Regions from separate parts of the Homo sapiens genome. Here all the other regions are linked to region 1. A link is a contact called in ENCODE Hi-C or POLR2A ChIA-PET data. All regions are on one chromosome and are shown on one strand. The core of a region is the stretch at or near the end of the contact, and the rest is flanking DNA. Distances in the headings are between cores, read along the strand shown. Region 1 holds the start of INTS6-AS1 (INTS6 antisense RNA 1). Region 2 holds the start of FNDC3A (fibronectin type III domain containing 3A). Region 3 holds the start of CDADC1 (cytidine and dCMP deaminase domain containing 1). Region 4 holds the start of RCBTB2 (RCC1 and BTB domain containing protein 2). Region 5 holds the start of SETDB2-PHF11 (SETDB2-PHF11 readthrough).

Region 1 (4,789 bases), core at 2,194-4,693:
GACCCGACCAGGTGTGCACGTGCTTGGGGCAGCATTGACACGCAAGCCCCATGCTGCCTCAGTCCCCTCTGGACTTTGGGTGCTGATGAGCACAGGAGGGAGGCAGGCCGAGGCGGGAATAAGGACATCTCAGTGAAGGCCTGTAGGTACCACTTAGCATGAACAACCTGGGCGCCATGGGCACTGTGGATGGCAGGTTAATGGCAGCAGGATCCACACAGGCTCCTGGGCGGAAAGGGGTGGGTCCCCGGTAACGCCAGGGGTCAGGCTGCCAGTTCCATGCAACGGAGTGAGAACTTATGGTGCTTTCTCCAGGCCTGCCCATGGCTGCGCCATGGACCAATCAGCACACACTTCTTCCTCTCAGAAGCCCATAAAAACCCTGGAGTGAACCAGACTTGGGCAGACAATGAGATGACCTGCTTGCAGACAGGAGCTACCCACTGTGGGTCTATGGACACTGTGGGTCTCCTCTGTGGAGAGCTGAGCAGATGACAGGACCACCTGCCTGCTGAGAGGAACTACCCATTGTGGGTCTCCTCTCTGCTGAGAGCTGGACACTTATTGGGATGACCTGCCTGCAGAAAGAAGCTACTCATTGCCCTCAGGTCTCCTCTGAGCTGTTCTGTCACTCAACAAAGCACCTCTTTGCCTTGCTCACCCTCCACTTGTCCACATACCTCATTCTTCCTGGATGTGGGACAATAACTCGGGACCTGCCAAATGGCATGGCTGAAAGAGCTGTAACACAAACGGGCTGAAATATGCCCCTTGCTTGCCATGTTGTGGGCAACACAACAAGAGAAGAGAGAAGAAGAGAAGAAGAAAGGAAAGAGAAGGGGGAAGAGAGGAGAGAAGAGCTGTGGCCCTTTAGGAAGCCTAGACCTAGGAGCTCCCTGTGACAACCTCTTTGGGGCTCTGCAGCTCCTGGCATCTCCAAGCTTCCAGGTGCCACTGCATTCCCTGGTGCCAGCTGTGGAAGCTGCTTGCAGTACACCTGGACCAGCCACAGCCTTGCAAGGGGCCAGCCCCTAGAGCTGCCCGCCCTCCTGCAGCTGGCATGCCGGGCTGTATACAGTGGCCGGACCCCATGCTTGCTCGCTCACACACCCCTCGCTGCTCCGCACCTGGCTTGCACTTGGCAGGTGTGGGATCCAGGCCGTAGTATGAGCAGAGTGCAGCCTGCTGGGACTGGTGGGCAGAATGAGCCCGACCAAAATTCGGGCAGAGGTGCCATTTTTCCAGCTGGAAAAGTGACACTCCAAGGATCCTGTGACAATGGCTCCACTGAAAAATGATTTCGAATAACTGTAATAATAGGTAAGGTCATTGTGAACGCATGTTAATCTTCAGTAGTCTAGTTTGATTTCTTTCAAACATTGCTTCTACTTAGCAACGCAATTGAAAAATAAATCTCCAATTTATAGGGGAAAAAAAACCTCCATAGATTGGAATAAAGGCCCTCTACTGTCTAGATCTCACCTGTGTTTCTAGATCTTGTACTATTCTACATGCACCTGTTGCTCCAACCTAGCTGAACTTCACTGTTCCTCAGGAAGCCCTCAGCAATGCTGTCTTAACTTCCTTTCTTCACATTTTCAATGTCGGGAAGATCTTTTCACTAGCAGCTTCCCCTTCCTTTACCCATATCCAAATCCTACCAGTCCTTTAAGACAGTGTTTCTTAAAACTGAATAATGAACAGACTCCTAAAATAAATTCTTATGATCCTAGAGAATGTTTTCAGTAGGCTGGGGTCCACAGACCAGTTTGAAAAGCACAAATATAAAGAACTAAAGAGCAATTGTATAAAATTATGCAAATGATCAAGTTGAAAGACAAATTTCATCTTTATAACTGGTAAAATAACTCGTATTTTGCCATAGAACTCTGATTCTTATCTTCAGATCTATGATCCGTTTAAGAAACACTAAGGCAAAGCTGAAACCTTGGAAAATGTTCCTGCATCACCCCAAGGTAATACATTTTTATTTTTTCTGATTTGGTGTCTAACAACTTTCTGCCTTGGAGTAGCTAGTAATATGTAGCATTTTCCTAGAAAACATAAGCTCTTTGAAGACAGGGACCACATTTTATTTATTTTTTATATGCACCACACCTAATACACAGTACATCCTCAGCAAGTACTGGCTGTAAAGCCTATATTCCATGCTCTTATTTTGTAGTCCAAATCACTTTAAAAATCACACTTCTTCTATTGTTCATACTCATAGAAGAGCATATTACTCAAATAGCTCTGCTATAAATTAACAGTAAGTTTCAGAAGTTATACCAAGTCACGAGACTCAGATTTTTAAAAAGTGCCACAAAGTGTCTCTTCTGTGTCAATGTTAATAGAACCCTTTCTTTAAATGATCAGTAGGCAAATTAAGAATTTCCGGATAAAGAACAAACTCTGGAAAAACAAAGCTAGTGGGAGAGGCCCTGTAAATACCTACCTAGTCTTACAAGGGCTGTCTCTAACTCAGCTTGTATTTTAGGCAGCGTCTTCAGTTTTTCAACTAATGTGTTTGAGAAAACTGTTTTCCTCGGACATGCAGGCGTGGACTCCTTACTTCAGGTAAGGTGACAGCAGCTTGACAGAGAGTGCCTTCCCTCCCACGGCATTTGGGACGAGGCTGAAGGAAAGACACAGGCGGGGTTACGGGAAACCCATTCTCTGCGCCATCTGGGCAAGCTGAAGTCAGTTTTTCCGCTTTCTCACGAGGTAATGGATTATCATGGGCTCAGGTCCCCTTCAGCTCTGAAACAGGTATTCTATGGCTCTAAGTAAACACGGCAAGAGACAGGTTATTTCTTTGGTAAGATCAGTTGTATTTCCCAGAGAATAAAACGGGCAACAAACCATTTATCGATATGTGAGTCTTCCCCCTAGGCCCTAGCTATTTGGGGTTGGATAAAGAAAAAGAGGGTTTGCTTCCTTTTTGGCGGGTCCTCCAATGACAGGGCTCCTGGCCCGCTGCGGGTCCAACTCCCACCTCTCGTGGCTCCCCCGAGGCCGAGCGAGGCTCCGTGCGAGGACAGCCCCTCAACCGCACTCCCCAGAGGGAGCGCTGGGACTCGCGGAGGAGATTAGTCCCCGGTCATAAACAACCTCTCACTTCCCCTCCCCCGCCCGCGCCCGCTCGCGCCGGGGCGGCGCGCCGGGGCGGCCCTCCGAGGCCCAGGAACCTCCTCCGGCGCCCGCGAGGCCCCGAGTCCTCCTCCGGAGGGCGGCTGCGGGCCTGCCCTCTTCTCCTAACCAGGTGTTTGTCCACTTTACTCAACCCTTCTTACTCGTCCACGCTACGGCCACCTCACAGGGGCGGCTGACGCCAGCCCCTTTTTCCCTCCCCTCGACCCCTATCACCTCCAACAGCCAAGGAGAGGCCGGCGGCCCTGACGCGCAGGCTCACCGCCGCGGCCGCCCCGCGCGCGCGGACGCGGCCCCCGCCCCCACCTCGCGGTCCTTCCGCAGTCCGGCCCCGCCCCTTCCCGAAGCCCGCCTCCGGGTCGGCCCGCCCGCCCGCTCGCGCGCACCCGACGCCCCGCCTCTGCGCGTGCTCAATAACTGTCCCCGGAGCCGGCCTACAAGCTTCCCCCGCCCCTGAGCTGTTTAAATATGCTAATGAAAGGATAGGGCCTGACCAGTAGAACGGCGAGGCGGTGTATCACGTGGCTCGGGGACGTGTCAGGGGCGGAGCCTCCGCAGCCCCTGCCCGAGTTAAAACCGGAGTGTGAGAGAGAAAAGCGCTTCAGTAGCGAGAGGGGCTGAGAAAGTGGTGACACCGCCGGGGTGCGGAGGGAGTCCCTGAAACTTCTCCCAACAGCCCCAGGGCCAATCTTCCCTCAGCCCACTCCCCTCTTCGCCAGCTCCCAGGTCCCCACTCCTGTACCGGGGGTGGGGTGGGGAGCCAGGCCCGTCTCCCGCTGGGACACACACAGGGGCCGGGAGCGGGGACGGGACCCCCGAGGCGGGGGGGACGAACCGACAGACAGACGGCTGGGCGCCCGCCCCAGCGGGCAGGCAGGCAGGAGGAGGCGGAGGCGGGGGTACGACGGGGAGCACTGGGTCTGGGGAGTTTCCTCTCAACTATCGGGGGAGAAACTCCCCGCAGCCGGAGGAAAGACCCAGACAGTGTTTTCCTCCCGGGGGCCGTGCTCCCCCGCCCCGCGTAGCGGCGGTCGCCGCCACCGGCGCCTCCACCTCTACCATCTCCTCTTTCTCCACCACCTCGGGCCCCGGTGTCCCCGGCCAGCACTATGCCCATCTTACTGTTCCTGATAGACACGTCTGCCTCTATGAACCAGCGCAGCCATCTGGGCACCACCTACCTGGACACGGCCAAAGGCGCGGTAGAGACCTTCATGAAGGTACCGACTGACCGAGCCCGGGCGGCGACCCCGGCCCGGCGGCCCGCGGGCGGCAGGGTGGGGGAGGGCGGCCGGGGCGGGGGTGTCGGGGACCTGACTGCGGGAGCTGCCGGGCTCGGGGACCCCCTCCCCCACCGCGCGGGCGGGCGGGCGCTGCGAGCCGGGTTCGGCCGGGGCCCGGGCTCCGGCCCCGGGCGGTGTGTGGGGAGCGATCTGTGTGTGGGGGACGGCGTGGAGGGGTGGCCGCTGCGTGTGCGGTACTGTGGGGGCGGCGGGGCCGCTGGGCGCCCCTTCTCCGCCTCGTAACCTCGCCTCTGTGCTTCCCTGTCGCCCGCCCTGTTCCTCCTCCCGTCCCGCAGCTCCGTGCCCGGGACCCTGCCAGCAGAGGAGACAGGTATATGCTGGTCACTTTCGAA
Region 2 (4,993 bases), core at 356-2,855, 2.5 Mb after region 1:
GGGTGACACAAGATGACAAGAGTTAGTAAATACGCAAAAACTAAATATTTATCCAAACATAAGATCAGAACCACAAAACTCAATTCGTTTCTGCCTAACATATGGCTCAAACTCCTGAGTGGCGTATGTTTAGTACTGGAGCTGGTAACAGCATGGTGATAAAATATTATAGTAAGAGTTCAACTGTTATTTCATTCCTACAATACAGAAGCATACACACTTTGGTTTCAAGAACTAAAAAACACAGACCACAGTAAGAAGCAAAATAATTACGTTGTTCGGTTTTAAAAACCCATAGTGAACACATAATGATTATACCGCAAAAAGAAAAAAAAAATCTCATCAGCCTGCGACTCTTATTTAATAGATGGTCAGACACAAAGGTGTCCAAAGGAACTTACGTAAAATCTCACAAAAGAAAATCTCGAATTCACAATCTCTAGCACCCCCAGCAAATCATCGCATTCCACCCTCTAAAATATCCCAAGGCTTGTAACGCTAACAGTTGAATAAAAGAACAATTAACGACCACATCCATTAAAACAGTCCCTCTTCTGCTCGCAATCTGACAGCGAAATTATCTGTTCATTTTCCTTTACCTAACACATGACGTCGTTTCCAAAGCCGTGTCAAAAGTTCGAAGATCCAGGTTGTTAAAACCGGGCGAGGACTGCAGCCTCGAGTCCACCTCCCGACTGAACAGGTGGTTAACTCGCCCGGGGAGAGGAACTGCCAGGTACTGGAAGCAGCCACGCAGGATCAAACAGAGGGCGGGTTTTCGAGGTTTTAACCCCAAGATGAGCGGGGAAAACTCTCTTCAGAAAAGCGTTCAAGTTCGGCGGCTGCCGGGCGGCCAAAGCCGAAGGCGCCGCGGGTGCTGGGCGATCCTCTCAGGAGGATTCCGCCCCAGCCCCCGCCCCCGCCCCCGCCCCCGAGCCCTCCGGAGCTACGCGGCTCGCCGCGGGGAGGAGGCGGGGGACAGAGAGAAGGGCCGCCCGCGCACCAGCGCCACCTCCCTCGGGCTAGATGCCGCCTCCTCTTGGGCTGGATGGCGCCCCCGGCCGCGCCCCCGCAAGCGTGTCCTGGCTAGGCTCGGCCCCGGCAGGTGCCCGACTAGTAGACCGGTCCTGTCCCCGGCCCCACTGCCCCTCTGCACCTCTGCCCACAGCGCGCCCACAGAAGGGGGTGGTCCGCGCCCCTCGACGGGGCCGAGCCCTGGAGAGTGCCCCGGCCCTCAGTCCCAGCCTAACGGTTTCCGCGGCGCCTCCTCCGGGGCGGGACGGGGTTGGGACGGCTCGGTGTCCCCCGCCTTTCGCGGAGGGAGTGCCCGCGCTCTCACCTCCGAGTCACGCCGTTCTGAGGCAGAAGGCGGCTCCTCTGGCGCCTCTTCTTAGGGTTCCTGATCGTTGTCTCTCTACCTCAGCTGCAGAGTCAGCTCTCAGGGCCGCCGCGGCCGCCGGCGCGCTGACTGTTGGGGTTGTTTCCTGGCAGTGACGCCGCCGCCTCAGCCCCGCTCTTCGCTCCCTCTCCGCGTAGCTCCCGCTTTCTGTTTCACCCGAGGGACCACGAACGCCGCCGCCGCCATGCTTACTACGGAGCCGGGAGGAGGAGCCCGAAGTCGGCGCGCCGAGTGCGGCTGCGCGGGCCCCGCCGACGGAGCCCGCGGCCGGGACCCCGAACCCCCGCCTCGAGCCCGCCGCGCCGGGGCTCTCTCACCGGAACGCGAGTCCCCGCGGGGCCACCGGCGCGTGGCGGCTGAGCGGCCGCGTTTGGCTCCCGGAGCGCCCACACCCTCTCGGGCTTCCGGCTTTCTCCCGAGGCCCGGCTGCGCCTGGCTTGTGGTAGCATCCGCTGTGGCCAGGCTCGGAGCTACACTCAGGAAAAGTGGAGTTAATGGAGGTTCCTAGAGACACTCACACAATTCTCAATCCACATTTCAAAAGGCTCCCCTGAGACGCACCCTGTCGGCCCCTTTCCGAAAGCACGCGAACTTAAGGCTGGCAGGTGCTTTAAAAGACACTCCTCCCAAGGACTAGGAAGCCTCTGAAATGGGCTTGGAAGTTTCTAATCCCAAAGACTTCGAACCCAGGATCTGGATAGCAAGCAAAAATATTTAGATATTTACTCAGTTGAAAACGTGGGGGGTGGCTTCGTGGTCTCTTCGCCAGCCAAATCGCGTGGAAAACCACGACCTCAATTTTTACAACAGCACGAAGACTTACAAGTGAGCGTAGCAGCGACTTCCTGGAACCTCAAACAATGTGGGACGCTGCAATAATGCCTGAGGGCTTTTGACTTACAGTTGCCGCCGGAGACCTGGGGAGGGGGTAGTACTTGGGCCGGTGAGTCCAGCCTCAGGAACTGTCCTTTCAAAAATGGTGATGGATGTAACAAGTTGCATGTCTGGGCTTTATTTCAGTGTATTAATTGTGCGATCTTTTAAAATAGCTGTATTTTTAAAACTGTTTTACAGAAATCTCTTTAAAATGTGATTATTCTCTATATTCTTAAAGAATACAATGGCTAATTAAATCCTTTGTTGATAACTGACTCTCAAACCGATATCTTGGCCATACGTTTAAGTCCCAGAGGATTGCTGCGGTGTATAGAATCCCTACTTTGGTGCTCTCTTTTTTTCCCTCTTTGGAATGTTCTCATCACCTCTTCTAAAATCCTTCACTGCTTTTCATCTCCTCATCTGCCTCTATCCACTCTGATCCTTCCTCTTATTCTTTCTGCTTTACTGTTTATTTTTCATTCTTCTCTCCTTTCTCGGCTGGTTTTCTCTGCGGCTCCAGGTGAAGATTGATGGGATGTTTATGTCCACAGCCAGCTAATGAGAGGTTTCTTTTCTTCTGGTTGTAAATAGGGCAGTGGTATCTTGAGATATTTTCATTGCTCTTCACTATCAGAAGTTCTTTCCCTGTGAGAGATGTTTCCTTTTCTTAACTTTTGGATTTGGCCCTCTTCGAGACAGCTGGCAAGTTGATCTTGGAATAATTGAAGTATAACTGTATATTGTTTCAAAGTATGAGGATTTTATCAGAGTGTGGGCGAATGGGGTGGCTTCCCCATCTTACTGCCCAACTATGCTTGGTCTGAGACTAAGATAGTGGTTTCCAAACTTACCGCTAAGCTAATACTTTCCTACTCTGCTTCCTACTCAGGAGCTTTTTGAAAATACAGAATCCTGCAATCTACCCCCTCAAGATTCTGATTCCTTTGTCCAGGGAGAGGCCAAGACATGGCACTTTTAAAAACTATATTTAAAAAAATATGTTTGGGACATGCCTACATGTAAAGGCAGAGTAAAGAAGATCAGCTGTTTTTGAAGGAGATTAACACATAATTTAAGAATGTTATTGAAGACCTAGAGATTGTAGTCAATAATATGCAATGCAGTAAGGTGAAGTAAAGTGAAGACCAAGGAATTTATGGCCTTTGGAGAGAAGAAAACCCACACATAAATGACCCTAGCATGTGCACCAGTATGAGTTCTCTGGGAACAGAGAGAGGGTCAAGAAATTATGTTGGCTTTGAACAAGTTCTCTTCTCAATGCTTCACTTTTTTTTTATCAATAAAATGGGAGCCATTTTCAATCCTCATCTTTCTTGGCCTCTCAACAATACTCAACACTTTGACCACTATTCTTTCTTAAACATTTCTTCTTCCTTTGACACTGCATTTTCTTGGTTTTCCTCCTTAGTTTCCTAGGCACTGCTTCTCTGATTCCTTTGCATATTCCTGCTGGTCTCCCTAACTATTAAATATAACAGTACCTTAAAATTCAGTTTTAGATTCTTTTCTGTTTTCATTGTAATCTCTTGGCCTAAGCAGCATCACCCACGCCAATGGCTTTAGTTATCATCTATATGCCAGTGATCTCCACATATATGCCTCCAGCCCAGACCTTTCCTCTAAATTCCAAATCTGATCCACTAGTCAAAGTTTGACCCTACCTCTAAATTCCAAGCTTCACTGACATGGCCACTTAATATCTCAAAGTTGCAAAGTTTAGTCCAACTGAGTTCATGAACACTTGTTTTCCTTATCCCCCATCTCTCTAGTTATTCAAATCAAATATCTAGTAGTCAGTAACCGCTGATGTCTCCCTCACCTCCATTCTTCCATTCTCCATATTTGTTGCAGCACTAACTCCTGGCAATTTTATTTCTAAAATCTAATTGGTCTACTTCTTTCCAATCACCACCAATCTAATTCGATCTCACTGTATACAATCTGGGATCCTCCATTCAGTCTCCATTTTGCAGCCAAAATTATCCTCTAAGAAAGCAAATGAGACTATGTCACTACTCCAAAAATCTCCTTAAACAGTTTCTCATTGCTTTAGGATAAGTCTAGAATTCTTAAGGCAGCCTAAAAGACCATACGAGGTCTGGCCTTACCTGCCTTTTCCAGCCTCATCTCACACCATTTTCACCTTGTTTCCTGGGCAGACTTCCTGGTCTTCTTTTAGTTTCTCAAAAATGCTATGATCCCAACAACCAAAGGCTCTATGTACATGCCATTCTCTCCTTTAGTTATCCTATCTCTTACTCATCCTTCAGGTCTCAGCTTGAAAGCGACATCCTTGGGAAAAACATTTCTGACCTCCCAGATACATTCAAGATACCTTGTTATGTCAGCTCTCTTACCACCATATACCCTCCCCTCTTATGACTTACCACAGCTTGTAACTACATTTTGGTATGTGTAACTACTAGGTTAATGTCTGTTGCTCCCCACATTAGGATAAAGACCATGTCTATTTGGGCCTGCACAGTGCCTGGCACATAGAAGCTACCCAATAAATATTTCTTGAATGATTATTGTCCTATGAGTTTATTTCTGGGATTCTAGAAGGTTGTTAGATCGGGAAATTAGATCACTGATCATTTTCAAGAGAGCAATCTTCTGTATGACTAGTGGGAAGAAATGCAGAAATGTGCTGGAAGACAATTCTCTGTGGGACTCTAGTATTTCTGCATGTCT
Region 3 (4,606 bases), core at 357-2,856, 2.2 Mb after region 1:
AACTCCTGACCTCAGGTGATCCACCCACCTCAGCCTCACAAAGTGCTAGGATTACAGGCGTGAGCCACTGCACACAGCCCATTTCTAATCTGTTTTGATCCTGTCTTTCAAGATCCAAAAAGAGACTACTTCCATCCAACATTAATCAATTAGCACTCATATAATGCTAGACTCTAAAGGGTATATGCTAGGTAAAATAAGACATGGTCTCTATCTCCAGGCAATTTATATATTTCTGTGGCAGAGGAGTAAACTACCTAGATAAAACACCAACAGTATATATAATTGGGGGAAATTATGTGGTATAGACAATAATCTTATTAGCCGAACTGACATATGAATACCATTAGTACCCGATAAACATGGTATTCTCAGAAAGTATTTTTAGAATGGAAGATGACTTATTACGGCTGGGAATTATAAAGTGTCATGTTAATCAATAAAGATATTTTTTAAATCTTAAGCCTTGTTAAGTTTGGTTTTAGGTATGACAGAAACTGGAGCAATAAACTCAGATTTTAAACCACTGCTTTTCTAAGGGGAAAAACTATGAAACAAATTATACCTGAGATTTTTGCCGCTGGGCTTCTGCTGGAAAGAGCTCCATCCAGAGGCTGAGCAGAGTGAAAAGGTTGACTTTAGAAAGCCTTGGTATCTGACCTACAAAAGAGACGACAAACACTTTAAACTTTGTTACTAATGGTGAAAAAGGGAGCCAATCTCAATGCCACTTAGGTGCTGCAGCCTAAGCCCAGCTGCTTTCGCAAGAGGCACAGAAAAAGATAGGGGACAAGAGAGTCAGAGGTATCTTAGCAGTAGACGCTTCAGCCTTAGTCGTGGCTACCTCCTTCTCCACTTAAAAAGTTGAGCCTTCTTTCTCCAGCCCTCACCCTGCAGGAAAAAACGGTACAGCTAATACACATAGCTGAGGGGGACAACCCAAAGCAAGCTGTGAAAAGTCTTCGCATCTGACGTCGTCGTGGTGCAAGCTTTTCTTTGGACTGTGATGGGGCGTTGCTAAAAGGAAAGCGATTAGAACACAACCCGAAAAATGCGCTGACCTTCGACGGTAAAGCAGTCGAAATACAGGAAAGCGTCACGTGCGGTTAATTTGGAAATCAAGGCAAAAGCGCCGTTTGGAAATGTTCAGGCTCTTTGACCTCAGAGGCCCCAGCTCTAGGTCCTGTGAGAAGTAGCTAACAGGGGTAAAAAGCGAGACTTCAAAAGCCAGTGCGACCGAGCCGATTGGTCCTGGCGACCGCGGAGGGGACACGCAGAGGGCGGGCAGGAGACATCCAAAAGCAGCAGGGGAGGCAAAGAGGCTCAGACAAGGAATCTGGAGTTCAATGACGGGAGACGCACAGGGCAGAGCGAAAGGTAGGGTGGCGGGAGCAGGGTCCCGGACACTCACCGGTCATGCTGCCAGTCTGGGTGCTGACTGACCGCCCGGCCCTCGCGCTCTCCAGATTTTGCATCTGCCCAGCTTCTTTCATCCCAAACCTAGCGTCCTCTGCTGCCAAGGAAACCTCTCCCAGTCAGACATGATCTCGGCCCTAGCGCCCCCGCCTCTCGCCTCCTCTCAGCAACTGTAAGGCAACGGCCCACTAGGCGCAGCCAGATGACGCCTCAAGCTTGACCGCCACTTCAGGGCTCCTCGTGTGACGTCATAGAGAGGCGGGGCTTTGGCGCCAGAGGGCTGCCCCTCGGCCGGTGACCGAGTTAAGCACCGAGCTGTAAATCGCTTGAGACCTGTATTTGGTTGTTTTGTTGGTTTTGCCAAGTAAGGTCACTTGAGGATTTCTTGGCTCGAGGTCCCAGGTTGCGCAGACTCTGACTGCATCGAGTTGAGAATTTTGGTCAGAATGTTAAAGTGGAAACCTACCCCAGGCTGTCATGGTCAGTGTTTTAGAGAACTTCTTGGGTTGGGGTGTGGAGCTGGGCGGTCCAGGATGTTCTGTCATCAGAGACTGGCGGGTTCTGGGGAACTTGGTGCCATGGAACACAGTAGGGACGTTCTGCTTCTCATCAAGAACATGAAGACATTAAGAGGTGGAATTGTAATGGGGAAAAAGGTGAGAGGAGGCAGTAGGAGTTATTTTGTTTTTAATTTCTAATGTCTAGTTTATTTCCACAAAACATCTGTATCATACCAGTTCTTTGAAATTTGTTCAGACTTGTTTTATGACCTAGATCAGCACTGTCCAGTAGGATTTCCTGTAGTATTCTATATCTGCACTGTCCAATATGGTAGCCACCAGCCACATGTGGCTATTGAGCATCTGAAATGTGGCCAGTACAACCAAGGAACTGCATTTTTAACTTCATTTAGTTTTAATTAATTTACATTTTAAGTAGTGACATGTGGCTATTGGCTACTACTGTATTGGACAACATTACTCTAGACTCTCCTCCTGGAATTCCTATTAGGCATAGGTTAAACCTTCTGAGGTTCTAAATTATTATTTTTAAAATATTGCATCATTTTGTTTCTCTGAGCCACATTCTGGCTAATTTCTTCAGATCTATCTTTCAGCTTGCTATTTATTTCTTTGGCTTGTAGAATTTTTTCTAGTTCGCCTGTTCTGAGGGTAAAGCTCTTCAGGTGATTTGACTATATCCAGAGAACTCCATTCTGCACCTTTCCTGAAGTGTAGACTTTGTTGACAGTGCCTTCATGGCAATTAACACTAAGGTTTAAAGACAGGCCATGGACTAGGAGAAAATATTTGCAAAGCATGTATCCAACAAAGGACTCATATCCAGAATATATAAAGAACCATATAAACTCAGAGTAAGTAAACAGTCCAGTTAGAAAATGGATCAAAGACTTGAATAGTCATTTCACCAAAGAAGATATACAGATGGCAAATAAACATGTAAAACAGTGTTCAGTGTCATTGGCCATTAGGGAAATGTATATTAAAACCACAATGAGATTCTACTACACACCTATTTAAATGGCTAAAATAACAAGTACTGACAGCACTAAATGCTAGTGAGGATGCAGAGCAACCGGATCTCTCAAACATTGCTGGTAGGACTATAAAATGGCATAACCACTCTAGAAAACAGTTTGACAGTTTCTTATAAAGTTGCACATATGCTTATCATATCACCCAGCAATCACACTCCTGGGTATTTATCCTAGACAAACCAAAACTTATGTTCAAACAAAACTCTGTACATGAATGTCATGGTGGCTTTATTTTTAATAGTCAAAAACTGAAAACAGGCCAGGCATGGTGGCTCACACCTGTAATCCCAGCACTTTGGGAGGCCAAGGCGGGCGGATCATGAGGTCAGGAGTTTGAGATCAGCCTGGGCAACATGGCGAAACCCCGTCTCTACTAAAAATACAAAAAATTAGCCAGGCGTGGTGGCATGTACCTGTAGTCCCACCTACTCAGGAGGCTTAGGCAGGAGAATCACTTGAACCCGGGAGGCAGAGGTTGCAGTGAGCCAAGATTGCACCACTGCACTCCAGCCTGGGCGACAGAGTGAGACTCCATCTCAAAAACAAAAAAACAAAAAAACTGTAAACAAGCCAAACAGTCCTTAGTGAATGAATAGAAAGCAAACTGGAGTATATCCATGCCATGGGACACTACTCAGCCATAAAAAGTAATGAGCTATTGATACGTACAACTTGAATGAATCTCAAGGGCATTGTGGTGAGTTTTTAAAAGCCAGTCTTAAAGTGTTGTATACTGTATGATTCCATCTAGATACCATTCTCATAGCCAAAGAAAAATTATAGCATTGAAGAACAAATCCATGATTGCCAAATGTTATGGTTGGGACAAGGGTCTGACTGTTAAGAGGTAACACGACAGAGTTTCTTTGTGTTGACAGTTACTCATATCTATACATGTGATAAAATTCATAGAGCTATACACCAAAAATGCAAAGTGGTACATTCAAAACTAGTAAAACACAAATAAGATCTATACCTGTATTAACAGTATTTTACCAGTATCAGTTTCCTGCTTTTACCAAAGTGCTGTGAATAGGTAAGACATTATTATTGCAGAAGCTGGGTGAAGGGTAACACAGGAACTCTGTATTATTTTTGCAACTTTCTTTAAGTCTTAAACTCTCAAAATAACTATATGTATATATATATACATACACACCTATATATGTTATATGTGTGTTTGTGTGTGTATCTTTAATCCCCAGCAGTCTAGATCTGCCCTGCCCTTCAAACAATCATTAGCTTTATTGCTCATTAACCTCTCTTTGGACTCCTGGTCTCATTCCATTTTCAGTCCTTTAGTATTTCAGAGCAGTTTAAATACTTGGACTATTTCTCTTACTTTCTTGCTAGCTCAGCCATATTTTATCCTGCATTTTTAGGTATTTGTAGCTGAAATATTTTTCAGACTAGGCTAACTTTTCCACAGTATTGGTGGAATAATTGTTCTGCTGCAGAGGAATAAGAGGACTAAAAAGGATTATAAAATGAAATTTTCCCTAAGTGCTGAGAAGTGGACAAGCTCAGAGCAGCTGAGTTCTACAAAGGCCAGTTTAATCAATAAAATGGTTTTTAAATCAATAAACAATTCTATATATCAAGTGGAAGGACCATGGGCTTTGATATGAGAGA
Region 4 (4,547 bases), core at 210-2,709, 2.9 Mb after region 1:
GGCCTGCATGAACTTCAGCTGTCCATAATGCGTAAAAGACCAAGTGCGCAAGGCAAACAGATCTTGCCATGGTTGCTGATGAAAGAAACTTAATCTCTTGGGGCCTGAGTTGCCTTATCTGTAAAGTAAGGATAATCCTTGCCTTACAGGATTATTGTGAGCTCCAAATAAGATAAACCTCTTGGCACACAATAGGTGCTTAAAAAAAAAATGCCAGCTATCATCACTGAAGTGAGCTTTTTCTGAGAGCAAACCTGTTTAACTCATAAATTTCTTTCATTGATAAGATGTAACCAGTGGAGAAACTTGGGGCAGGCACACGATGCCTCTCTGCACTATCGCTGCAACTTCCTGTTAATGTATACTTACTTTTTCTTCCATTTAGAGCTCTACAAGAAATACCTGTGTACCATTTTGCGTGCCTCCTTCTGAGGCTCAGTGGGCTATGCTCAGAGAATAGAGATAAATGTCTGCCCTATGTAGCAGAAAGGCAGTTATACATTTTAGAATGATGTTTTTCCGAAGAAATGACAAAAGCCAGACGAAACAGACTGACACGGTCACTGTGGTTTGGAATGTTAGTTTTTCTCTTTGGCTTTACTACTTTTGGCTCTACACTGTAGAGGAACCAGTGTCCTCATGAAACAGCCAGTATAAAAGCAAGTAGCTTACTTCACAGGAATAGCTAATAACATTTAATTGTTGAGCATTTAACCAAAACCCACTCAGGTCAATTTAAGTGTAGTGCAGTGGAAGAAATTATTGCACACTGCAAAGTTGTGGTGCATTTTACTTAAATCTACAAAGGCCAACAGAAGTGCAGTGTAATATAATAAATTACTGCAAAATATAATCATAAGGGGAGAAGGTGGCTGTTTTCGAAGCCCTTGGCCCCAAGGTAACTGAGGTCATCCCCCTGAACCCCCCAGCACACATCCTCATTATTTCAGCATTTGTACTACAGGGGGCTACAAGACTTCCGCCCCACAGCAATGGGGTGAAAACGTGAAGTGATCGGAGCCCCCAGATAGAGGGGCCAGCAATAGAAGAAAAGCTGGGGCAGGCTGGAGGAGAGGGGCTGTGGAAAAGGTTGCTCTCAGCATCATACACGCCTTATCCTTCTAGGTCGGGTATCCACAAATTCCCAAAATTTGCGAGAACATAACCCTGGAGAAGGTGGGGGTGACCCACGGAGGAACTCCCTGGAAAAGCGGAGGCGGCCCCAATGGGAGACTCCCGGGGGTCAACTCCGAGGGGAGGGGGCGTCTGCGAGAAAGGGGAGGGGCGGCGGTGGGCAGCCTAGGGAGGAGAGGAGGGGCGAGACGCCGTCGCCAGCCCCCTCCTCTTGTCTGCGCTCCCTTCGTTTCCGTCTCGGCCGGGCACCCGAGCGCATCCCGCCGAGGCCGGGCCGTTTCAGGGGGAGGCGCCAACTCATCGCGGCGCCGGGCCCCTGACCGTGCAGTAACCGCTACCCAGGAGGCGGAGCGGACAAGGCTCCGGCCTGCGAGGAGGTAAGAGGGTGGAGGAGTGGTGTGGGAGGCCGAGGGGGATCGCGGCCGTGACGTGGGATGCTGTCAGGTACCACTGGGGCAGGCCACCCCTCCCCGCCCCTGCGGCCCGACCTCCCCGCCAGAGACAGCTGAGGGGCCCAGGGGACTAGAGCCGCGACCGTGCCACAGGCCTAGGCGTCGTCGCGCATGCGTAAAACTGCTGGCGGGAGTTAAGAGCTAGGTTCCGGGGCTACACCCAGCCCAGGCCGCAGGCAGAGGCGGCCCTGCGCATGCGCAATTCCGCTGGCGTGGGCCCGGTGCGCTGCTCGCGACTACATCCTGCCCAGGCCGCCGGCCCAGGCTGCGCTGCGCATGCGCGAGTCCTCTGGTAGGGGTCGCGTTTGGCGTCGTTCCAGGGTGATCATCTGCTCGGAGGCCGCTCTCATCCTAAGCTCCCACGTCTGGTGTGGCTGGGGGGGCGTCACAGGTCCCGAGGGAGCGTCCTGCCTGAAGTTTCTCCCTCCTAACCCACTCGCTGCACTGCATATGTTGCCGATGTTTTCATTTCTGTGGCCTCGACCCCTAGGCTCCCGTCCCATAAATCTAGTACCCCAGGTCCCGGGCACCGGCCCGGCTCACTAACTCAGTGGCAGTATATGCTTTCGACATTTGGTCCTGATGTCCAGGAATAGCGCGAAAAGTTTGACTTTGTTAGGCGAAGCCGTTTTGGAACTGCGGAGGGATGGGAAGAAATCGCCGAGCGTCTTAAGCCGCAACATAGTGCTCTGCTCAGCCCTGGAAATAGAGGTTTTCAGACATTGAAAACTTTCCAAGTGCTCCGTCTTGGCGGAGAAAGAACTGAGTTGGAAGGCTAATTTAGAATGAACTTTTTGCTTTTGTTCTTTGCAAAAATTACATAAAATGTTGCAACAGTTCGAGACCAGGACTATAACAAAACGCATTTCATGGAGCTACTTTGTACCGCGCTTGGCGACTTACCTTGTCAGAGCTGAATAAAAGTGGTTGAGTTCACAAACAGTGCTCTGGATCGTTGCTCTTTCCCCCAGACACTGTTTAACGTTTATTGAGCCTCCTGGCTTTGCACCTTCCTAGTATTGCGTTCCTGCTGGGTTTTACACCTTACTAGACAGTGGGTCTTAGTTAAGTCAGTTTCGTGACTCCTGGGGCTACTGTGAAGAGTTTCTAACAATGTCATTACTCTGTGCTTTGTAATCTTATATGATGTGCTGATACAGATATTTGGGGGCTGGAATAGAAGAGCCACTTAGGCTCAGAGAATGAGTATTCTAGGTGAAACGTAATCTCTTTATTTCCTGCTAGACAGTACATGCGTGTTATTAAGCAGCAGGTAAAAGCAACAAGAATGATACGTTCTTGCATACCCCACTTCCACCACTCAGGCCTTATTGCTCTTGCTGGGCTCGCCAAGCGGACCCTCATCCCAGGGCGTCTGCGTTTGGTATTTCCAGTATGCTCAATGCTCACTTTCCCACTCTTCGCAAATCTGCATGGCACAGAACTTTATTTAAGTCTTGAAACAATTGCCATCATTTCAGAGAGGTGACTACCTCACCTAAAATGTCTGGCTCTCCAAACTCTTGTACTGCTGGTTCGGCTTTGTAGCACTTAATCACCATCTGATATTATATATTTGTAAGGGTATGATCAATCTATCTCCACCATAATTGAAGCTCAGAAGGTATTTGTTAATTGTAGAAATAAAATTGGAAACTAACTTACTCCAGAGATATTTTTTTACTGAACTCAACCTAGATTCATTCATTTATTCAACAAAAATTGATTTTCTATCACGTCCTGTCCTTGATGCTTGGGATGCATCAATGAACAAAAGAGACAAAGATCCCTTCCCTCTGGAGCTTACATTCTAGCAAAGAATGATAAAAAACATATTTGTATATTAGGTTAGAAAAGTACAAATGCTATGAAAAAATGAAAAAGGAGAACAGAGAAAGGGAATTGGGAGTGCAGGTGTGGGTTGCAATTTTAAACATCATGGGTACGGTGAGTCTGAAGGATAAACCAAAGGTGATGTTTAACATGGGGAACTGGGTTTTAGAAATAAATGTTCTTCTGGGAGAAAACGTTCTTTATCGTGCTCTACAATGTCTTTTATGGGAGCCCACGGCATGACCCTTGTGATAAACGTCACCATTTTTTATAGTATATAGGTGAAAAAACATTTTTTTCCTAAATAAGAGTTCAAATTATTCAGGAGTTTACAGTTTAACTTAGCACATCAAATGAAGACACTGGACTTTTACAAGGAAGAGCTAGCCAGACATCTATGTAAATTGTGCTGAGAAAAACTGTACGTTGTCTCCACAGTTTTTGCAATTGCTTCTAAATGTCCCTCTGACTGTGGATGACTAGTGAAGATCTTTTCTAAGAATGGTCATTGCTTTTCTGTATTTGAAACTGTGTAGGAGAGGAGCTTAAATCACCTGGTGTGATGTTATGCTATAAATGACCTCTCTTACAGGTATCTGAATGAACCAGATAGACCTAACTAAATTTCAATCCATAATTAAAGAAGGCTTAGAGAAAGAGGGTGATGGAGAGGAATAATTTTAGAAAGTAAAGTGTGTTTCCCCTCATGTCCTTTACTTACATAGATTACAAATACTCTGTTCAAACACCAAAATATTATTAATCTAGGACCATAAATGTAAGGAGTCCATGGAATTTGCTTATGCCCTATGAAATTGTCATATTCAAGTTTGGTTTTATCAGTTGGTTAAAGTAAAATTTAAATGCCCCAAGATACTGCTACTGTTGAGGTTTACTTGGATTTAAATTACTACAAATCAGGCCGGGCGCGGTGGCTCACCTGTAATCCCAGCGCTTTGGGGGAGACCAAGGCAGTCAAATGTTCTTGAGCCCAGGAGTTAGAGACCAGCCGGGACAACATGGCAAAACTCTGTCTCTACAGAAAAACGAACAAAAAAAAAATGAGCCAGGCATGGTGGCACACACCTGTAGTTTCAGATACTTGGGAGGCTGTAGTGTGAGGATCAC
Region 5 (5,137 bases), core at 2,419-4,918, 2.0 Mb after region 1:
AATTGTACAAAACTTTCAGAGAACGGCTAATTTTTATCATATACAAACTGTTCTGAAGCAGGAAAAATATGGGAAGCTACTCAACTTTTTTTTATGAGATAAGTATAACCTTGACATGCAAGAAAAAAACTCAAGGCCCAAATCACTACTGGGTCTTAGACACAAAAATACTGAATAAAGGTATCCAGCAGTAGAATAAGAATGTATTACCAAAATAGTTTATCCCAAGAATACCTAAAAAGTTTAACATGAAAAGTTTATCAATGTGAATGCTTATATTAACAGGCAAAGGGAGGAAAACTATCACTTCATGCAGAAAAACAAAACAATTCAATATAAAATTATTCCATGGAAGGTGGGGGGGCCCCTTAGCAAATTAGGAAAAAAGAGAACTTTCTTATTCTGATCGAGGCTATCTACCAAAACATCCTACTCAATGACAGCAAACATCATACTCAATGATGAAACATTCGGAGAATTTTTATTAGGCACAAGATGAAGACAGTTGCTATCACTGTTTTTATTCAATACTGTACTGGAAGTCTTAGAGAAATTCAGTAAGATAAAAAGAGGCCTAAAGATTGGCAGAGGAAAATCCATCTGTAGAACAAATAAGTTAACAAAAAGTCAAAAGCCAAGCAAGAAGCTAAGAGAAAATGTTTTTAACATATTTTAACAATAGCAACAAAAAGGAGGCATAATTAACCATACACACCAAAGAGACTTCTAAAAATACAGTATCGAGGACACATAAAGAACTTAAACATGTTTTTAAAAAACTATAGAAATGCATATAAATTATAGGTTAACAAACATAATAGACACTTCAATCTTAGATCACAGAATGAAAATTAAAATTAAAAATATAATTTGCAGCCATCACTAGGCAAAAATGAAGAAGATAATATCTCATGTTAGTCTAAACTGTAGAGAAACTTAACTCTCATAAACTACCTGTGGAACATGTAAATTAGTAGAGGTATTTTTGGAGGCAAATTTAGCATGACCTATTAAAACTAAAAATGCTCACAACTTAAAACCAAGCAATTCCACTTTTAGGTATATATCCTAGAGAAATAGCACATGTGCACAAGAAAACACAAAGATTTTCCTTGCAGCATTGTTGTATGGTGAAAAACTGGAAACCTAATGTTCTCAGAGAATGGCAATAAAATGTGCTATACAGCACACATCAAACAAAATAGGATTTAACAACAAGACCAATAAAAGAGACAAAGAAATGTTTTATATTAACAGATCAATTCAGTCATACACTGGAACACTATGCAGCAGGTAAAAGAAATGATCCATAAATAACATAATGAGCTATAAATAACATGTACAGGCTGCAAAAACAATGTCAAGAAATAAAGCTACAGAATGATGTAGTATAGTATTTTTCCACTAAAAAATTACAAATGTATATATTCACCTATATAGAATATGTAACAGTATTAAAAGGTGTAAGTATTAAAAAACACTTGAAAGCTCTGTACCAAAGTCTCCAGCGGGAGTAGGGAGGGAGAGGAGTGAGGGAACATTCCTTGTACAAAACTTTCAAAGAACGGAGAATTTTTATCATATACGAACTTTCAAGAAGGAAAAATACGGGAAGCTATTCAACTGTTTTTATAAGTATAACCTTGACACGCAAGAAAAAACTCAAGGTCAAAATCTGGATTGTGCTCTTTATCTACAAGGTACCAATTCTGTAAAAGAATGTAAAAGTGTACTTAATTTTTAAAAATTAAGTATATATAAATGTTCAAAAAGGAATTCATTTTAAAGCTTTTTATAGCATATTGTCAAACTCTCTTCCAGAAAGGTTCTACCAATTTATACTTCCACCTAAGCACACTCAGTAATAGTTTTATTTTTTTTTAGACATGAGGTCTATGTTGCCCAGGTTGGTCTTGAACTCTGGGCTCAAGTGATCTGCCAAAGTGCTGGGATTATAGATGTGAGCCACCCACCGCGCACGGCCATAGATTTTTTTTTTTTTTTTGAGACGGAGTCTCGCTCTGTCACCAGTGCAGTGAGAAGGGTGCAGTGGCGTGATCTCGGCTCACTGCAGCCTCTGCCTCCCGGGTTCAAGCGATTCTCCTGCCTCAGCCTCCCGAGAAGCTGGGATTACAGGGGCCCGCCACCACACGCCCGGCTAATTTTTGTGTTTTTAGTGGAGACGGGGTTTCACCACGTTGGCCAGGCTGGTCTTGAACTCCTGACCTCAGGTGATCCGCCCGCCTCAGCCTCCCAAAGTGTGGGGATTACAGGTGTGAGCCACCGCGCCCGGCCCATAGCTTTGTTTTTAAGCAGCTCTCACCAGCGTTCACACCTGAAAATTTGAAAACTGAACGTGCACAAGTAAAACATGTTTCCTGGAGAAAATCTGCAAAATACAATAAAGCATAAAGGAGAAAATTTAAACACCATCCCATCATCCAGAGACAACTGGTGTTAATATTTCAGAGAGTAAATGGGCTTAAAAAACTTTTTTCCCCTTCTCACTTTTTCATTTTGGTAGAAAAATAATTAAGCCAGTCTGCTTTGCTTCAATGTATGGTTCCTTTTCGTTTCTAAAACAGGCTTTAAAAACACGTTTACCATTTCCTCTCGGCTCCTTACGTTTTAATTGTAACGACAGAACCACGGGTTAAGTCACGCTTAAGAACCACGGGTTAGTCACGCTTCTAACTACTTCACGTGTTCTTATTTAATCCCCCTAACAGTCATGTGGGTTAAATTAGCAGCTCGTTTGCTGATGAGGAAGCTAAGGAATGCCATACCGTAAGTGGCAGACACGAAATAAGGAACCAGGCAGCATGGTTTCAGAGCCTATGCTTTGGTTACTCCATTTGACCTCTTCAAATTTACTCCTCTCCTTGGCCTCATGTGTTAGTATTTACAGAGCTCACTGCAGGTTTCCACATGCCAAAGAGCACAGTTAATTACATATCTTTCCTTACTTAATTACTTATTGGGCTGTGGCTGATAGCGAGTCAGAAGTGTTACTATCTAATCTGAACTCCATGATCTTGGATGAATGACTGAACTTGCTGTATTTAAGGGCTCGTGTAATCTTACCTGTGAAATGGGCTAGTGGTTTAACCTTCAAGTTCTGCTTCTGGGTTTTATACTGCTGTCCATTTCCTGCCGCCCCTTTGACAACCTCAGGTTCCCAGCAGCTTAGGAATCACCTCTCATTAAGGCTGCACCCTGAGACAGACAGGCTGAAATGGAGGTTGGAAACTCAGTGCGCCCGCGGCCCCTTCTGCAGCCAGGACTGCACTTGGGTGCCAGGAGAAGGGAGGCTGCAAGGGCTGGGGTCCAGCCCCTGCTCGGGCGGCCGAGGGCTCCGCGGCGTTTTCAGCTCCTCCAACCTCCCGGCTAGAGGAACTGTCGGGGGCCAGCCACGGCGGTGCCTTGGTTTCACCTGGCTCCGCTGCGTTTTCTACGCCGCCCGCCTGACCTGAGGAGTGAGCTCCGCCAGCTCCGTTGGCAAGGCTGGGTTCCTCCGCGGGTGGGGCTCTCCTCCGACGCCAAGCCGCCCAAACCTCCCGAGCGCAGGTGCCCTCTGGCCGGGAAGTACTTCACCATTTACTAGCCTTCATCTCAACCACAACAGTCCCGCCCTGCCTCTACCGGGGATGAGGGAAGGCGTAACCTCCGCCGGGGACCAGGCCGACCTACCTAAACCGATCACTACATGGGAGGAGTCGGACGCCGGCCGTCCCACCACCCAGCCAGGAGCCCATTGATTGGTCGCACTCCCCACTGGTTCACGCCTCAGAGACTCGGCGCACTTACCGCTGGCACCGCAGTGGCGCCCGAGCGCGCCGCCTCCCGATTGACTGCTAGCGCTCTCGGCTTGTCTCGCGCACTGTAGCTGAGCCAATGGAGTTACTCGTAGTCGAGAGGCCGGCATCACTGGAGTGGTGGCGCAGCTGTTTCCTCCGGTAGGTGTGAGGCTGCCATCTTGTGTGTGGCTGGGACTGGGCTTCTTGGGGGTTGAAAACATACATAGCGCCTGGCCGTAGTGGAGGGGTCCGGAGAGAACAATGGGGTAAAGGAGAGGCCTAAGGGAGGAGACCCAGCGCCTTCCTACTTGCGGAAAGGATGGGTTTCCTGGGCCTGAGTCTCATCCCTGGCTAGAGAGAGCGAGGAATGGTGGTGGTGGTGGTGGTGATGGTTGTGGTGGTGGTAATAGTAGGGATCCCAGGTTTTGGTTTGTTGATCATTGTGGGGGCTGGGCGGGGCCTTTGATGCCTTAACATTGGTTCCTGGGAGCTCTTTTAGTAATTTTTGTCTCGCAAAGATTCTGACCATCAACCCCCTTTGACAAAGGAGGCTAGCTGATGAACTGCCTGATTGAGAAAGGAGCAAAGCTAGTAGTGGAAGGGGAGTGCCTCTCTACTATCCTCAGGTTCAGAAGAGACCTCCTCTTCCGTCCTTTTCGAGGGAGCGGCTGCTAAACAGTTTGCTCTTCGCGGGGGTTACTTTACTAAGGCCATCCTTTGGTAATAGTGGGCGTCAAGTTCTGCGTTTGGGCAAAATTGTACATTAGCGGGCAGCCAAGCATTCCTGCAGCTGTCTTTTTTTTTTCTTTATTTTAAGCTAGAAAGTGGTGGTCTTGCAGAAACGGGGCGTGAAGGAAGAATTTTGTCAAATCTTGATTTCCCCGATAACGATATGTTGAAGATTATAAATCTCTGGGTCTGCCATGACATGCTTGGTCACTTCATGGAGCAGGAGGAGGCTTTGTTAGGGAAAGCACCTTAATTTCTGAGCTCTTTTTGGGGTAGGAGGAAGAAGACAGGACTTAACCTTGTTTCCCTCCTCCTTTTTTTTTTTTTTTTTTAGCATTGTTGTGGATGGCATTGCATTGTCTTTCATTTGAGGGGAAAATGTATTGGATCTGAAGACCAAGCTGATGAAAGGCTAATATTTTGTGGTAGATTTTAGCAGTTTGACTTGCATGAAAAGAAAGCCGATGTATTATTGCCTTCAGCTTAGATTTCAGTTATTCAAGATTAACTGATGAACAACCTAATCAACAATACATGATAAAGACATCTCGCATCAGGAATACCAAAAAACAAAACAAACAGCAAAATAATTGATGTTTTTTTTTTTTTTT

What was found. A loop is a pair of places that touch in the nucleus more often than their neighbours do. ChIA-PET counts read pairs that join two places held with the same protein, here RNA polymerase II (POLR2A). Pooled maps may share reads with other maps.
Region 2: a loop to region 1 is called in a map of B cell, with 11 times the contacts of the local background. The contact joins the promoter of FNDC3A here to the promoter of INTS6-AS1 in region 1. A Hi-C loop is called at or near these places in 3 of 168 maps with a recorded cell type or tissue (B cell, CD8-positive, alpha-beta T cell and naive thymus-derived CD4-positive, alpha-beta T cell), 5 of 37 single-sample maps with no recorded cell type and 13 of 50 pooled maps. POLR2A ChIA-PET finds 5 or more read pairs at or near these places in 3 of 52 experiments (CD4-positive, alpha-beta T cell, OCI-LY7 and activated CD4-positive, alpha-beta T cell).
Region 3: a loop to region 1 is called in a pooled map, with 20 times the contacts of the local background. The contact joins the promoter of CDADC1 here to the promoter of INTS6-AS1 in region 1. A Hi-C loop is called at or near these places in 8 of 50 pooled maps.
Region 4: a map of naive thymus-derived CD4-positive, alpha-beta T cell shows a loop between it and region 1 (11-fold over the local background). The contact joins the promoter of RCBTB2 here to the promoter of INTS6-AS1 in region 1. A Hi-C loop is called at or near these places in 2 of 168 maps with a recorded cell type or tissue (naive thymus-derived CD4-positive, alpha-beta T cell and transverse colon) and 8 of 50 pooled maps.
Region 5: a map of ascending aorta shows a loop between it and region 1 (8-fold over the local background). The contact joins the promoter of SETDB2-PHF11 here to the promoter of INTS6-AS1 in region 1. A Hi-C loop is called at or near these places in 6 of 168 maps with a recorded cell type or tissue (CD4-positive, alpha-beta memory T cell, CD8-positive, alpha-beta T cell, ascending aorta and 2 more), 4 of 37 single-sample maps with no recorded cell type and 18 of 50 pooled maps. POLR2A ChIA-PET finds 5 or more read pairs at or near these places in 7 of 52 experiments (BJ, CD4-positive, alpha-beta T cell, CD4-positive, alpha-beta memory T cell and 4 more).

What each region holds. Positions count from the first base shown.
Region 1 is chr13:51,451,999-51,456,787 of GRCh38, reverse strand. It overlaps INTS6-AS1 (INTS6 antisense RNA 1), which reads right to left and starts at 3,443. Exons shown (of 2, transcript NR_103812.1): 1 at 3,370-3,443; 2 at 2,072-2,785. It overlaps INTS6 (integrator complex subunit 6), which reads left to right and starts at 3,752. Exons shown (of 18, transcript NM_012141.3): 1 at 3,752-4,373; 2 at 4,733-4,789. The coding sequence starts at 4,263. RefSeq lists silencers at 2,987-3,306, 3,397-3,596, 3,827-4,086, 4,327-4,596, 4,607-4,726 and 1 more and an enhancer at 3,717-3,766.
Region 2 is chr13:48,972,524-48,977,516 of GRCh38, reverse strand. It overlaps FNDC3A (fibronectin type III domain containing 3A), which reads right to left and starts at 1,605. Exons shown (of 26, transcript NM_001079673.2): 1 at 1,340-1,605. RefSeq lists enhancers at 571-670, 831-1,450, 1,341-1,640, 1,451-2,070, 2,341-2,400 and silencers at 811-1,290, 1,621-1,890.
Region 3 is chr13:49,244,925-49,249,530 of GRCh38, reverse strand. It overlaps CDADC1 (cytidine and dCMP deaminase domain containing 1), which reads right to left and starts at 1,606. Exons shown (of 10, transcript NM_030911.4): 1 at 1,412-1,606; 2 at 566-660. The coding sequence starts at 1,493. It overlaps LOC105370203 (a long non-coding RNA gene), which reads left to right and starts at 1,691. Exons shown (of 2, transcript NR_135318.1): 1 at 1,691-1,896. RefSeq lists enhancers at 1,484-1,713, 1,183-1,745.
Region 4 is chr13:48,529,992-48,534,538 of GRCh38, reverse strand. It overlaps RCBTB2 (RCC1 and BTB domain containing protein 2), which reads left to right and starts at 1,459. Exons shown (of 15, transcript NM_001268.4): 1 at 1,459-1,511. LOC124903174 (a long non-coding RNA gene) reads right to left here. Exons shown (of 2, transcript XR_007063795.1): 1 at 2,490-4,547. RefSeq lists silencers at 1,244-1,293, 1,404-1,803 and enhancers at 1,844-2,083, 2,974-3,143.
Region 5 is chr13:49,442,805-49,447,941 of GRCh38, reverse strand. It overlaps SETDB2-PHF11 (SETDB2-PHF11 readthrough), which reads right to left and starts at 3,668. Exons shown (of 21, transcript NR_135324.2): 1 at 3,085-3,668. CAB39L (calcium binding protein 39 like) reads left to right here and starts at 3,878. Exons shown (of 11, transcript NM_001079670.3): 1 at 3,878-3,956. SETDB2 (SET domain bifurcated histone lysine methyltransferase 2) reads right to left here and starts at 3,668. Exons shown (of 14, transcript NM_001160308.3): 1 at 3,085-3,668. RefSeq lists enhancers at 2,515-3,288, 3,971-4,050, 3,289-4,061, 4,431-4,500 and silencers at 3,761-3,810, 3,482-3,962.